Linked DNA regions of Homo sapiens: region 2 is linked to region 1. Evidence: chromatin loops called from intact Hi-C (ENCODE). Cell type or tissue: OCI-LY7. All regions are shown on one strand. Links, peaks and the distances in the headings refer to the core of each region. The heading gives the core; the rest is flanking DNA.

Region 1 (4,396 bases), core at 130-4,129:
TCTTTTTGAGACAGAGTCTTGCTCTGTCACCCAGGCTGGAGTGCAGTGGCACGATCTTGGCTCACTACAAGCCCTGCCTTGGGTTCACACCATTCTCCTGTCTCAGCCTCCAGAGTAGCTGGGACTACAGGCGCCCGCCACCACACCCGGCTAATTGTTTTGTATTTTTAGTAGAGACGGGGTTTCACTGTATTAGCCAGGATGGTCTTGATCTCCTGACCTCGTGATCTGCCCACCTCGGTCTCCCAAAGTGCTGGGATTACAGGCGTGAGCCACCGCACTTGGCCCAAAGTTCCCATTTTTATAGGGAAACCAGTAATATTGGATTAAGGTCCACTTTAAGGACCTCACCTTAACTATATTAATTGTAATAATCATAATTAATTAATTGTATCTGCAATGACTGTATTTCCATATAAGGACATACTCTGAGTTGCTGGGGGTTAGGACTTCAACATAGGAATTTTCGGGGGATACGATGCAACCCATAATAGCAAATGTTGTGAATAAAACTGTAAAAAGCACCCCTCCTTTTTCCCTAACAAATGAAGGCTTTGTCACTTGGTTTTCTGTCTTCTCTCCACCCTGGTTCTGCCGTCTTCCTGGGTGCCTTCAGCATGCGCTTGATGGCCTGTCCTCTTGGTGCCCCACATGTGGCCACTCCCCCACTTTGTCATGTGTCCCCCACCCCGCCCCACCAACTTGATGCAGTGTCATTGCCAAGATTCTTAATATGCATGTTCCTCTCTCTTGCTACACGTTTTTTTTTAACCATTCCAGCTGCCTGATCAGCTACTTCCACTAAAACCATCTCTGGCCCTCGGAACCCCCTGTTCATTCATTCTTTAACCTTTTCCTCATCCATTGGTCTCTCCTTATTTCTCTCCATATGTACCTTAGATTCCTTGGTTCCTCAACATTAGGTCTTACCAAATCATCTCCCCGTCCCTCGGCAAATTTGTCAAAACCCCAACTCTGGACGAACTCAACAATACATTTTCTCTGTACCTGTACCCAGGTATCCCAGGAGGTCAGAGAAAACCACACAATAGGGCAGATAAGAATCCTGATAAACTCATAAGATACCAGCCTTGAATGGGGGCTCCATCCTGCCGAGCAATCCTACCGTATTTCCCTGGCCAGGATGTTCTCCTGTGCTCTTAATGACTATTTTGAACTTTCTTTACTATTTTGGAAATTCTAAAGCCTCATCAATACCTGTCTTTTCAGAAGAGAACCCTGATTCTTTTCTAAGAAAATTAAAGCATTTAGACTAGAACCCTTCAACGTTCTGCTCCCAAATCAATATACCTGACTGAATACCTCATTCCTTCCTCCCAGCCTCATTCCCTCTCTTTGCACTTAGAGGAGGTGTTTGTGTTCTTGGCCAAGCCTCATCTTTCTATCTGTGTTCTGGATTGCATCTCCTCCCACTTCTGAGAGATGTCTCAATATTGATTATTCTTTCCTGCTCTAAATTTCCCCCCTCCCAGTTCATTCCTATCATCATTTCTATATGCTTGAGCTTCTACCGTATTTATAGAAGAAATGAATTTCTCTTAATCTCACATTTGTCTTTCAGTTACCACCTGATCTCTTTTTTCTTCTACACCAAATTCCTTGAAAGAAGTGTATACAATAATTAGCCGAGTATTTCTTTTTAGCTACTAAAACATGTGATTTATTCTACCCACATATAAGGGTTACATTTTCATAGCTGAGTTTTAAAAAATTGTGGTGAAATACACATAACAAAAAATTTTACCATCATAACTATTTTTGAGTAAACAGTTCAGCCGTATTAAGTGTATTCACATTACTGTGCAACTGATCTCCGGAATTCTTTTCATCTTGCAGAACTGAAACTCTATACCCATGAAGCAACAAGTTTCCCTTCCCCATTTCTCCAGCCGCTGGCAGCCACCATTCTGCTTTCTCTCTCTGATTTGACTGCTCTGGATACTTCATGTAAATGGACTCTTACAGTATTTGTCTTTTTGTGATTGGCTTATTTCACTTAGCTTAATGTCCTCAAGGCTCATCCGTGTTGTGGCATGTGTCAAAGTTTTCTTTTTTGGAGCTAATATTCCATAGTAGTGTACACACACACACACACACACACACACACACACACACACGTATATTTCTTTTCTTTTCTTTTTTTTTCTTTTTTTTTGAGATGGAGTCTCACTCTGTCGCCCAGGCTGGAGTGAAGTGCCAAGGCTCACTGCAAGCTCCACCTCCCAGGTTCACACCATTCTCCTGCCTCAGCCTCCTGAGTAGCTGGGACTACAGGCGCTCACCACCACGCCCGGCTAATTTTTTGTATTTTTAGTAGAGATGGGGTTTCACCGTCTTAGCCAGGATGGTCTTGATCTCCTAACTTTGTGATCCTTCCGCCTCAGCCTCCTAAAGTGCTGGGATTACAGCATGAACCACCGTGCCCGGCTGTATATACACTACATTTCTACATTTTGTGTATCCATTCGCTCATCAGTGATGGACACTTGGGTTGCTTCTGTCTTTTTGCTATTGTAAATAGTGCTGCTGTGAACATGGATGTACACATATCTCTTCAGGGCCCTGCTTTTAATTCATTTGGGTACACACCCAGAAGTGGGATTACTGGATTATGTGGTAATTCTATTTTTAATGTTTTAGGAAGTTCCGTACTGTTTTCATAGTAGCTATACAATTTTACATTCCCACAAACAGCACTTAAAGATTCTAATTTCTCTACATCCTTGCTAACAGTTATTATTTTGTATTTCTCTCTTTTTCCAGTAGTGGCCATTCTAATGGGATAAAGTGGTATCTCACTGTGGTTTTGATTTGCAGTTCCCTAATGATTAGTGGTATTGAGCATCTTTTCATGTGCTTGTTAGCTATTTGTATATCTTCTTTGCAGAAATATCTATTCTTTGTTCATTTTTTAATAGGGTCTTTTGTTCTATTTTGTTGAGCGTAACTAGCCCAATTTTTTCATTTCCTCTTCACTCCTCAATGCATTCAACTTTGTATCCTGCTAATATCATATTAACAAAATAGTAGGTATCTCCACATCATCATGTGTGATGGGCATTTTCAGCCTTCATTTCATACTCTCAGCATTTGACCTGGCTGATCTCTCCTTTCCTTCTCCACACTGGCTTCATTGATGGCAGCTGACTTCCCCTCATGGCCCTGCCTTCTTTTCAGGCTGCTCTTCCTGCTTGTCCTCTTCAGCAGACTTCTCCATCCTGTTCTCCTTCACAGTTTGCTCTCAGGTCTCCTTCACACTCTGCTCTTGCCTGGAGATCTCACCCTTGCTCATGGCTGTTGCCAGCTACAAGTGCCATTTGCATTCCAATGACTCCAAACTTTAAATTTGTAGATCAGCTTGCTTCTCTGAATTCCAGATGCAAATGATCTCATTGCCCATTAACATTCCCACTTGCACTTCTTAAGGACACTCTTCATGTTCAAACCTAAACCTTTGGTCTGTCTCTGAAAGCTGCTCCTCCTTGATTTCACACATCAGTAAAAGGCACTGTTACCTGCCTGGTCACCAGGACCCTCAGACTATGACCTCTTTCTCTTCCTCCTTTCGTTTCCATGTCCTGAGGATTTCAACTCTTAAATATATGGAATATCTCTTACATACATCCACTTTTATCAACTCCTGTCCGTCTGTCAGAGGCGTTTGAACCAGAGCTACTCCGTCTTGAATAGGGGCTGGGTAAAATAAGGCTGAGACCTACTGGGCTGCATTCCCAGATGGTTAAGGCATTCTTAATCATAGGATGAAATAAGGGGTCAGCACAAGATACAGGTCATGGAGACCTTACTGATAAAATAGATTGCAGTAAATGAGCTGGCCAAATCCCATCAAAACCAAGATGGCAATGATAGTGACCTCTGGTCGTCCTCACTGCTACACTCCCACCAGCGCCATGATCATTTACAAATGCCATGGCAACATTAGGAAGTTACCCTATATGGTCTAAAAAGGGAGGCATGAATAATCCACCCGTTGTTTAGAGTATCATCAAGAAATAACCATAAAAATGGGCATCCAGCAGCCCTTGGGGCTGCTTTACCTGTGGAGTAGCCATTCTTTTACTCCATTACTTTCTTAATAAACTTGCTTTCACTTTACTCTGTGGACTCGCCCCCGAATTCTTTCTTGCGTGGGGTCCAAGAGCCCTCTCTTGGGGTTTGGTCAGGACCCCTTTCCTGTAACACATCCTCGTTACTGCCGCGTGCATCTTATTGCCTTCTAGCTCCGCTCCCCATATGCGTGCTTTTATTTTTTATGCTCCACATAGAGCAATCTCTTTAAAATATACTCTGGATTATCTTGACCCACTGTTTACAATCGTGTATGTACGGGCTTCCCTAGGTTCTCAAAGAGCAG
Region 2 (4,396 bases), core at 224-4,223, 88 kb before region 1:
GTTAAAAAAAGAAATCCACAGGAAAACACTGAAACAAATTGCAGAGCAATTTCAGTGACTGATTATATTTAAGCTGCAGTGTGTCAGCTGTTCTCATATTTTTTTTTCAGAGTTCCCAAATCCGTTAGACAATATTCTGAAGCTATCAAACACTGGTCTTTATTTTTGAATCAAAGTCATTTTAGAAACCACGTCCCTGATCTTTTCGAGACTCATAAAATATAAAAATGGCATCTCATTTTTTTTTTGGACAAGCTTTTTATCTTCTTTGTCCTCTTCAGATAATAAAAATACTAACAATAACAAATAAAAGCAGTTGTCATTTACCGAGCTCACGTTCTCTGCCAAGTACTGTGGTATGTATTTTATATCAACTCATTTTAGTTTTCACAGCAAACTTAGGAAGGAGCCATGAGTTGTATGAAGTTCCTGTGGTTGAGGAAGTTTAAATATCATGTTTAAAGACACACAACTCATAAATGATGAAGTTATTACTAGAACTGGGCTAATCTATTCTTATAAGTTTTAGCAAAATGACAGCTATAAATTTCCATTTCCCAGAGTATTTTCATATGTGTTGTCTCATTGATTTTTCACAGTCCTGAACATAGATCAAGGCTCAGTAGAGTGTGGTTGCGATTTTACAGAGGGAAACCCAAGGCTCAGAGAGGTCATGATTTACCCAAACACAGCTCACTTCCAATAGGGCTGCTGAGGCCGTGGCCACGCTCTGCACCAAACAAAGCCAGTGTGCAAATTGGGCCATTGGACCCAGCTCCAGTGCTCATTCACAATCCCACACTGAAAAAAGCAAGAGAACAGAACGAACGCACATGCAAAACCACCTATATGGCATCAAGGAGGTCTTTTTCCTCAAGTATGAGCTAGGCTTTTCCAGCCTGGCTGGAAAGCCTAGCAGAGAATGGGATTCTCTGCTAAGGTCAACAAGATGCGGCGCAGCCACTACCTACGAAGCTGCTTAGCACGCCCCACTGTGTGCCTGCCCAGGGGAGGACACGCAGCCCTAGGGGTCTGCTTATGATTTCTGCCCCTGCTTGTCTCTGCTGCTTGCAGCCAGCGCTGGCTGGACATGGAGAGCCAGCACCGAGTTCCATTGCTTCCATTTGGCACCAAGTGCCTGATGGAGCTGTCCACTCTCAACAAGAAAGGGGCCTGAGGTGTTGGGGCAGAATGAGGGTCCTCGCTTGAGCTCACCTTGACTCTTCTCACAGGCCAGGCCATGAAGGGAAGGGAAACGGAGCAAAGCCAAGAGACAGGGAAAAGTGTGGGGGATAACCTGGGGGCTGGAGGGCTGGTTGGGGGGTGCAAGGGGCGGTCGCGGTGAAATCTGGCCTTACGGGCACGGTGCTAGTGGGGAGAACGTTAAAGGAAGTCACTTTAATCTTCAGAATGAGCTCAGAGGTCCACAGGGTGGATATGGAACCCCTATTCATTCATTTAATATATGATTAGATGTCAGTGTTGTTGGAGTTACATTTTAGGAAATGACTATTCATAATGGAAGTCCTGGCACGGTTTCTTTCTAATCAGCAAAACGGGGTGGTGGGCTCAGCTGTGGCACCCTCGCAAGAGGCTCTTAATTTACGAGTGATGTTAAATTATGCTGGCTGCCAGATAGTCAGATACGGGAAGTGATACAATAAGTCATTGGGGATGTGCTAGTTCTTCTTTTTTCATTTGACAACCACAGGAAGTGGCCATTAGCCAAGCCATCTGAGAGAAAGCATCTGATTGCTCTGCTACGTGCACAGTATCTTGAGTAACTGCAAAAGCCTGAGAGGAAGGACTGCAGGGGGTGGGGATGAGAAGCAGGGTGAGGGGGAGGATAGAGATCTGGGGGTCAGGGCCCTCAGAAGCTAGCATCAGGACAGCTCATGTGGCTTGTTTTTCGCAGGCTCCCCAGGGACTATTCCAGGTTGGGCTAAGCCTAGTCAGGTTTGTCAAAGCCCTACAAAAATAGTTCATGTTATTTCTGTGGCAAATCATGCACAAAGAACTTATGAATAACTAATTTCTTACTTGGCTCTTTTCTAGAAAGGGTAATTCAATACAATGCGCTTTCCAGTCTGTCACAACTGCACGAGGGCAGAGGCAGATTGCAGGTGGGGCAGGACTTCGTAGCCAGGACAAACTTGACTGCAGAGGGTAGCCTGTTCCTCAACCTTCTGAAGCCCTGACTGAGACTTGAAACTGTAGAGAAATTAGCAGGATTCTGGGGAGAACAGAGTCTGGAGAGAACAGAATGGAGTGTGCATGTTTGAAGATGTATAGTTTCTAACAGCAATTTCAGTGCTTGTAGGCAATTTATAAATATTCGAGAAAGATGCTACCATACTTGGCTGAAAGGCTGACGGAGATGGTATTAGGTAACGGAAGTTACAGACAGTGGATGTATGAAGCTGATATTATAGGAGTCCCCTTTCCATCTGGGCAGTATGAACAGGTTGCAACTTACCCTCCTAGTTAGATCCTAGCCGTCTTAGCTTCCTTTTCTGGCATGGCCAGCCATTGCTTTCTGACCTCTTTGAAATAAATACTTTTATGCCCATAAAAAGAGTGTTTTTTTTTTGAATTAAGAAAAAAAGACTTTGATTGGATGGTTTCTAAGCTTTCTTGCACATCGGAGTCACTGGGTGATCTTGATAACATTCCAGTGCCTTTCTTTTCTTTTTTTTTTTTTTTTTTTTTTTTTGAGACAGAGTCTCGCTCTGTCGCCCAGGCTGGAGTGCAGTGGTGTGATCTTGGCTCACTGCAAGCCCCGCCTCCCGGGTTCACGCCATTCTCCTGCCTCAGCCTCTCCGAGTAGCTGGGACTACAGGCACCCACCACCATGCCTGGCTAATTTTTAGTATTTTTAGTAGAGATGGGGTTTCACTGTGGTCTCGATCTCCTGACCTCGTGATCCGCCCGCCTCGGCCTCCCAAAGTGCTGAGGTTACAAGCATGAGCCACCGTGCCCCGCTTTTCAGGGCTTTTCAAAGATCATTTTCTCCAACTCAATGTCCCTGCATTTTCCAGAGTTTGTTTGTTAGCATTGGGTAGCAGTCAGACTGGTTATTTTGCTGTAACAAACGACCGTGATATCTCATGTTGGAGGGGCAAGGAAGCACAAGCCCATCTTATTCCCAGAAGGAAAGCCAGAAATATTTGTAGGAAAGTGATAGCTATGCCACAGGGATTATTGATTTTGCATTCTAGATTCTTTTAGTTTGAGTAATTCCTTCCAGAATTTTTTGTCTTATAATTTTGAGAATTAAGATATTAATTTTGCTGCCTCAAAATGGAAATGCTTTCTGGAACCAGGAAGGCAATACCTCTGGTTTTCTTGGACACTTTTGTGACCATTTTCTTAGTTTTGATTACTTCAGCAGTTAGGATTTTTTTAAACAAACAAACAAATCAAAACAATAAATCCTACTGGTAGATCTGACATAGCTAGTGATTTTTGCACAAGGGCAAAGGAAATCAAAGAGCATAGAGCCTCTGTATGGTTTTGGGAGAAGGTAATCTTTCCTCTTGGACTTGCACCCTCCATCTTATTGGCCAGGGTTATGGGCCATGGCCACCTGGGTTGCAAAGAAGCCTCCCTTGCAGAGGAAGGGAAGGAGAAGGGAGAAATGTAAATGGCTTTGGTGGAACCAATGCACAGTGTGAACCCTCAGGAGTAGGCAAAACATGTGCTGTAAACTCCAAGTCTAGGCTTTGGGCTATTGTCCCTGATAGTTCAATAAAACTCTCTAGTTAATCCCTAATAAATTTGTGACTGGAATGGCCTGCAGGTTTTAAGCCATGAAAACAGTTAAATGACCTCACATTGCAGTGTGAGCATCCATTCGGTAACCTGGGTCACTCCTTACCGTTTACCCACACCTAGATTTTGGGTCATGGTGAGCTAAGCAGAGTTGGATAGAAATTGAATATCAAAATGGAAAATGTCTATACCAAAGTGATCCATCTGATGAAATTACAGTTCAGAGACATTTTATAATAGAGCTACAGAATATTGAGGCTGGATGGAAAATGTGCAATGGAGCAGTTACAGTTCGGCATCCTCTGCTGAAGTGAAGCAGAGAATTAAGACAATTACCTAGTACTTCAGGCAAGAAGAGGTAGTGCTTGTCTTTCTGAAAATAACCTTCCTGAGTCCTATAGCTTTCCCCAGGCCACCAAAGATAACATGAGGCTATCCCCATATTTCCCCTGGACTATTGAGTTCATTCTGGAGGAAAATGGCTCTCAGGAGTTAATGGCATTAAGATGTGGTCTGGGCTTTTGGCTGGTAGATCTTCAGTGAAAGCAGATGGCCACAATGGTATTAAAACTAAAGACTGCAGTAAAGCTTTTAATTGAAAACAATTGGACCCTGCTGGATGGTA

The links. Hi-C counts contacts between places; a loop is a spot of excess contacts. Peaks named below come from ENCODE experiments on the same cell type or tissue, not always from the same donor. Only the 100,000 strongest peaks of a DNase experiment are listed, where the experiment ranks them.
Region 2: a loop joins it to region 1, with 6 times the contacts of the local background. A loop is called at or near these places in 3 of 110 quality-filtered maps.

Annotation. Positions count from the first base shown.
Region 1 is chr6:163,754,382-163,758,777 of GRCh38, forward strand. The region is part of intron 1 of LOC124901499 (a long non-coding RNA gene); the gene reads left to right. Among named protein-coding and RNA genes, the nearest start is that of QKI, 340 kb to the left of the region's middle. In OCI-LY7, for the core only: no CTCF peak of the experiment used is centred there; a DNase peak (open chromatin) is centred at 1,890; H3K4me3 peaks cover 1,822 bases; H3K27ac peaks cover 2,788 bases.
Region 2 is chr6:163,666,163-163,670,558 of GRCh38, forward strand. The region is part of intron 1 of LOC102724152 (a long non-coding RNA gene); the gene reads right to left. Among named protein-coding and RNA genes, the nearest start is that of QKI, 250 kb to the left of the region's middle. In OCI-LY7, for the core only: no CTCF peak of the experiment used is centred there; DNase peaks (open chromatin) are centred at 1,739 and 2,399; H3K4me3 peaks cover 1,713 bases; H3K27ac peaks cover 1,639 bases.